Linked DNA regions of Mus musculus: region 2 is linked to region 1. The links are chromatin loops, found by intact Hi-C in ENCODE. Cell type or tissue: gastrocnemius. All regions are shown on one strand. Each heading gives the region's core, and the rest is flanking DNA. Links, peaks and the distances in the headings are about the cores only. Region 1 overlaps Kalrn (kalirin, RhoGEF kinase). Region 2 overlaps Kalrn (kalirin, RhoGEF kinase).

Evidence for each region. A loop is a pair of places that touch in the nucleus more often than their neighbours do. Peaks named below come from ENCODE experiments on the same cell type or tissue, not always from the same donor. Only the 100,000 strongest peaks of a DNase experiment are listed, where the experiment ranks them.
Region 2: a loop joins it to region 1, with 9 times the contacts of the local background. A loop is called at or near these places in 40 of 42 quality-filtered maps.

Annotation. Positions count from the first base shown.
Region 1 is chr16:34,113,352-34,116,158 of GRCm38, reverse strand. The region is part of intron 34 of Kalrn (kalirin, RhoGEF kinase); the gene reads left to right. Among named protein-coding and RNA genes, the nearest start is that of Gm41448, 5.3 kb to the left of the region's middle. In gastrocnemius, for the core only: a CTCF peak has its summit at 1,285 (motif pointing right); a DNase peak (open chromatin) is centred at 1,294.
Region 2 is chr16:33,998,296-34,001,102 of GRCm38, reverse strand. The region is part of intron 51 of Kalrn (kalirin, RhoGEF kinase); the gene reads left to right. Among named protein-coding and RNA genes, the nearest start is that of Umps, 33 kb to the right of the region's middle. In gastrocnemius, for the core only: a CTCF peak has its summit at 1,516 (motif pointing left); a DNase peak (open chromatin) is centred at 1,533; H3K27ac peaks cover 455 bases.

The sequences.
Region 1 (2,807 bases), core at 218-2,717:
GTCTGCTTTGGTTGAGCCGGCTTCTCTGAGAGAGTGGAGAGCCGGAAGTAAAAGCTACTTGTGTCTGTGTCTGTGTGGCTTGGAGAAAAACATCCAACCTTTCTGTGTCCATCTCATCTTAAAAACAATGAAACAATGGCTGAACCACTAACCTCCAAGCTCTCTCCCAGCTTTCCCTATACACACTACTACATCTAGATTTGAGTTTTCACCCTGACAGGAGGACTGAGCAACCCCAGCAACTGGTCACAGCCGAGTAGGGCTTGACTAGCCCCTCTGCTCAGGGTCAGAGGTCACCCTGCCTCTTTTTTCCTTCGATGCACTCAGTGTATTAGTCCAGGTCCTCTAGAGTAACAGAACTTATAGAATGAATATATATGATATACATTTATACATAATAAATCCTACATATATAAAGGGGATTTATTAGAATAAGTTACAGGGTGTGGTCCAGCTAACCCAACAATGGCTGGCCATGAACAGAAAGTCCAAGAATTCAGTAGTTCTTCAGTCCACAAGGCTGGACGTCTCAGCTGGTCTTCAGTGTGCGCTGGGGTCCTGAAGAAGTTGGCTCTAAGGCCGGTGAAGGAATGAACCTTCTAGCAAGGCTAGAAAAAGCAGGCTAAGAGTGAAGCTTCCTTCCTCCGTGGCTTATGTAGACTTCTGGCAGATGTGAACCTGATTAGAGATGGGTTTTCCCATCTCAAAAGATCTGGATTAAAGGTGTGTCTTTCCACCTCCAAGATCCAGATTAGAAGTGAGTCTTCCTACTTCAGATCAGGCATATAATCTCTCACAGGGGCGCCCTCCATTTGGAGGTTTTAGTTAATTCCAAATGTAGTCAATTTGACAATCAAGAATAGCCACTGATCGCCGTTATCCAGGCCTGGTCTGTTTTCCGTGTGCCTCTTATTTACTGGTGCCAGGGAGACTAACTGTAGTGGCTCTCCAAAAAAGCTCTCCACCATAGCAGCTCCTGTGTGCCTGTTAGCAGCAGGGCCGCTCAGGCCCCATCTACCTGCTCCGTGAGTGACTCTACACCAGCTAGTTCTTCAGGTGGCTGGTTCACAGTGGAGTCTGAGAACACTGTCTTCCAAAACCACTGTGGCCTCAAACTCATGCATCTTCCGTTGAAGACACTGAGGCCCAGAAAATGACAGAGAACCAAATCTTAGTCTAGATCTGAGTTGTGTAAATGGTCAGATATTAGCATGGGGATTCCATCTGTGCATGAGACCCAGGGCAGGCTGCCTGATACATGGAAGGCTGGGACCATGAATTTCTGCTTCTGACCACTAGGTGGAGGTGGTGGACTACCATTCTCGTAGTGCCCAGCTCTTCAGCCTCAGGGAGATTTCCATATGAAATGCAAACTAAAGGCTAAATGAATATTACCCCTAACACCTGCCACCCAGTCTTAATCAGTGGTGGAAGAACGGACTCAGAACTGTTTGTCTCAATTGGCCATTTAAGTTTAATAGTAAAAGACTGGTTAATGATAACAATGCATTTTAAAACCTTCAGAAGGAAAGAATGTTTTGTGGACCATTTGTGTGTGTGTGGGGTGGGGGGCAGTTTTAAGTTATTAGTTTTCAAAATCAGTACTTTTTAATGGAAACAACCAAAAATCTGTCACAGAATTTTGAGACCATTAAAACAAGTTTAGTGAGGAAAAAAAAAAACCTTGATTCCTCCTACACACACACACAGCTACACCCCACCCTTAGTTGAGCCACTATCTTCTTCCTCCCCTCTTTCCTTTGAGGACCTTGGGGACACTATGGAGAAGCTGTATAGAATTTGTAATTACAAGTTCCTTTGAAGAAACCAATGCCCACCAATGTCCACCAATGCCCTCTGACATCCTTAGTGTAAAGGAAGACTAAAATCAGGATTAGAGTGCGCCTCTGTTTTGAGTTAGGTGAGGAAAAATGGCTCTCTCTCTCTCTCTCTCTCTCTCTCTCCAGAGCTTGCACACACAAAGCACACTCAACACTCCCCAGTCCTGGGACTTACCCCGAACCTTTGTTGTCCAGCAAAGTAAGTGCCTACAAACTTCCACAAACCCAGACCTTAGAGTGCAGCCAGTAAAGGAGAGAAAGATAGCTTTCATAGATCCCAGGTATGGGTTCTTTTCCCTGAGGAGCCCGCACCCCCTTTCCAGCCTGTGACTGAATGATATGTGCACACCCTCCGAGAAGATGGGCTCACTACGTGTGCAGGTGGTTAGCATCAAACCAAGGATGGAGAATCAGAGGCTAGTGAGAGGCATTCAGGGTGAAACTCCCATGGGACAGACTAGGGGAAGCTGTAGAGATAGGACCCAATGAGAGCTGAGGACCAGGGTGGGAAAGGGAGAAGAAAGGAGGGAGGCAAGCAGTTGCAGGACTTTCTAGCTAACTGAACCAACCAGAATGGCTTCCAAAAGTGACCACCAGTCTGCATTGGCTCTTTAGTTGCAGGTTGGCCTCTCTTTCCAAGCATAGGCCGGCTGGGCCTGCAAAGCAGCAGTGTGTGAAGCCACTCCCATTCCAGCTGAGCTAGAAAATAGGGTGTCAGGCCAAGCATGGTAGCTTACACCTATACTCCCAGCTCCTAGGAGGTTGAGACAGGAAGCTTGCCACAAGTTCTGGGCTGCCTGAGCAACAGTGAGACGGGGTGGGGTTGGGGGTGTGAATATAGACATGAGCACTGTAGCGCTCTGCCCCCCACCGTCAGGACACAGGATGCTATAGGCACCCTCATACCCGGAATAAAAGACCACGTTTGGAAGCAACAGAGACCCAGTGAGCTGATTCTGCTTGCCT
Region 2 (2,807 bases), core at 174-2,673, 120 kb after region 1:
GAGGCTCAGGCCCTTCCTTGTTGCACATCTGCTTGTAAGAGGAGAATTTCTTCTTCAACAGCTTTTATAATCCCCTGACTGCTCCGGTAATCGCAGGTCTTTAGGCACACCCTGTCCCAGTGACTCAGGAGCTCAGCTGTTGCAGCCACGAGAGTAAGTCTATTTGACACGAGTTGGAAAAGTCTCGATTGGTTTCCTGGGCTCGCATCCATGTTGAGCTCTTAGTCATGTGTGTCCTGAGGCGCCTCACCCTAGTCGGAAGGTCTGACCCATTTCCTTATATTGCACACTTACAAGTTTGCAAGTTCCACTGACCTGGGAGTTTCCCTAAGAGTGCAGCACTAGAAGAGACAAAGCCACCATTCCCACTTCCCTGTATACACAAACATCCAAATACTATCAAAGTTTACCTACAAAGTTCAGTGTACATTCCTCAGTGATTCACAAAGCAAATCTCAGGAAAATCAAGGAATCGGCAGCACATAGACAGACCAGGTTCTCCAACTACAAAGATAATTTTAAAAAAGGAAAGGTTTGGAGGGAGCTGGAGAGTTGGGTACTGAAGTTTGAGGCCATGTTAGGCAGCTCACAGCTTCCAGCTCCAGGGAATCTAATGCCCCTGGCCTTCTTGGACACATGCATTCACATGTATATCACACACACACACACACACACACACACACACACACACTTAATTTTTTTTTTAATTATTTGAAGCTAGGCCAAGGTGAATGCCTTTAATCCCAGCACTCAGGAGACAGAAGCAGGTGGATCTCTGTGAGTTTGAGGACAGTCTGGTCTACAAGAGTGAGTTCTGGGATGACCAGGGCTATACAGAGAAACCCTATCTCTAAATACATAAATGAATAAATAAATAACTGGAAAACTGATCTAGTCAGATTGAAATAATGAATAGCTAAACCTTCAAATAAGAAATCACACCCAGCCCCAGGACCACATGCAGAAGTAGTGTTTAGGGAGTTTTATTTTATGCTGGGGATTGAACCACACATGCCAGGCAAGTGTTCTACCACTGTGCTAGATCCTCAACCTGGAAAATCTCTTTTTACTCTCTGCTCGTTTTCTAACTAAATGTTATCTAGCATCCCTTTCCTTCCCTGCACTCAGATTTGTAGCTCTGAGACGGTTGAGGGCGTTCGGTTTGAGCTTGTTTCTGCCATCTTTACACCATTAGCATCCTTTGTGTGCCGTGTGGAACTGTGTTTTGTGATTGGATGATGAGGGACTCAGAAAAAAACAAGGTCAGGTCATCCCCAGCTGACAACTGTTTTCCAGACAGAATTTCACCTTCTTTCTCTAAGTCAGACTCTTAGGCATTAACTGAGGGGGATACTCAAGCTCTCTTCAAACTCAGTTTGTTATTCAACACTGGTGGATTTTACCTGTAACATTTCCCCTGAACTCGCTGTTGTCCCATTTTGAAGAAAAATCCAGAAGGCAGGAACTAAGGTGCAGTGGCGATTCTTGTCTTGTGGCTTCAGGAAACCTTGCTACCTGCTGCCCTCTGCTGTTCAAATAAAACCAGGCTCCCCAGTTGTTCATCCTTGCCTCTCTCCTACTCCCCCACCCCACCCCAGCATAATCTATCTCTCCCTCTCCCCCTCCCCCTCCCCTTTCTCTTCCCCTCCCTCCATCCCTCCATCCATCCCTGCATCTCTCAGAGTCAGACTACGTGCATTCTGTGTGACTAACCCCACGTTTCCTCCATGACCACATCTCTCTGACATCCTAGTTCTCTGTGGCTTCACATCTGACACCATGCTCACTGCCCACCTGTTTGGGGGACACTCAGAAATATCGGAGACTTGGGATTAGTACCTCCGGTCCCTGTACTTACCCGCAGTGGTCACCAGACAAGACAGCCAGGAGACCCAAATTCTAGACCAGTGATAGAGTGGCCCGAGTTAATCTGATCCAACCACTTTGGCCTGTCCTACAACAGATACTGTGTTTGACACCACGATTGATGACTCTGATGGTACATAAACCCCAGAAGGGTTGCCACCTGCCGACGGTGCACAGGACTAGTGAGCAAATGCGACGCGGATAAAGTGTTATGCATGGCAGCTCATGACCAGAGGCCCCCAAGGTGCCAGCCTCTGAATGAGCATAGAGGAAGAAGATCACCATCGACTGAATCTCAGGCTTGGACTGACCAGTGGGATTCCTAAGGAAGTCATATGTCCAGTTTATAGAAAATGAAAAGCACTCCAGTTACCCGGGGTGGGGGGGGGTATGCATTATCTTTTCCTCCTCGGACTTAGAATCCCACCACTAAAAGCTGTCAGTGATTTGACAGATACAGAACACCACATGCCACAGTTGGTACTAAATTTGGAGACAATAAGAAGACAACTTAACCCTTGCCCTTGTGGGCTTGGGACCCATACAGATCCATAGACAAAAACATTCCTGAGGAGACCACAGTAGGAGAGCAGCGTGGCGGCCGTCTCCTGCCCCCATACTTAGGTTTGCTTCAAATAGAGGAAAATTATCTTCTGTAGATGTGAGCCACAGGCACAGCTAGCAAAAGCATTGGTATGGAACCTCACTCGGGGTCTAAGTTCCTGCCGGAAAGTTTACAGAGGACTGGAAAGAGATCCGTCAGAGGCAGCCCAGCAGAGCAGGTGGGCCTTTGGCATCAATGACATCTCCCAGTGCACCCCACACTGTGATGGACAGAGTCCTGAGCCAAATCAGAGACTCCCATAGCCAGTCAGCCCGCTGTCACTGTGGGATCTTACACTTCACTTCCCCATCTCATTCAGGAGATGGGGATCGGCAAT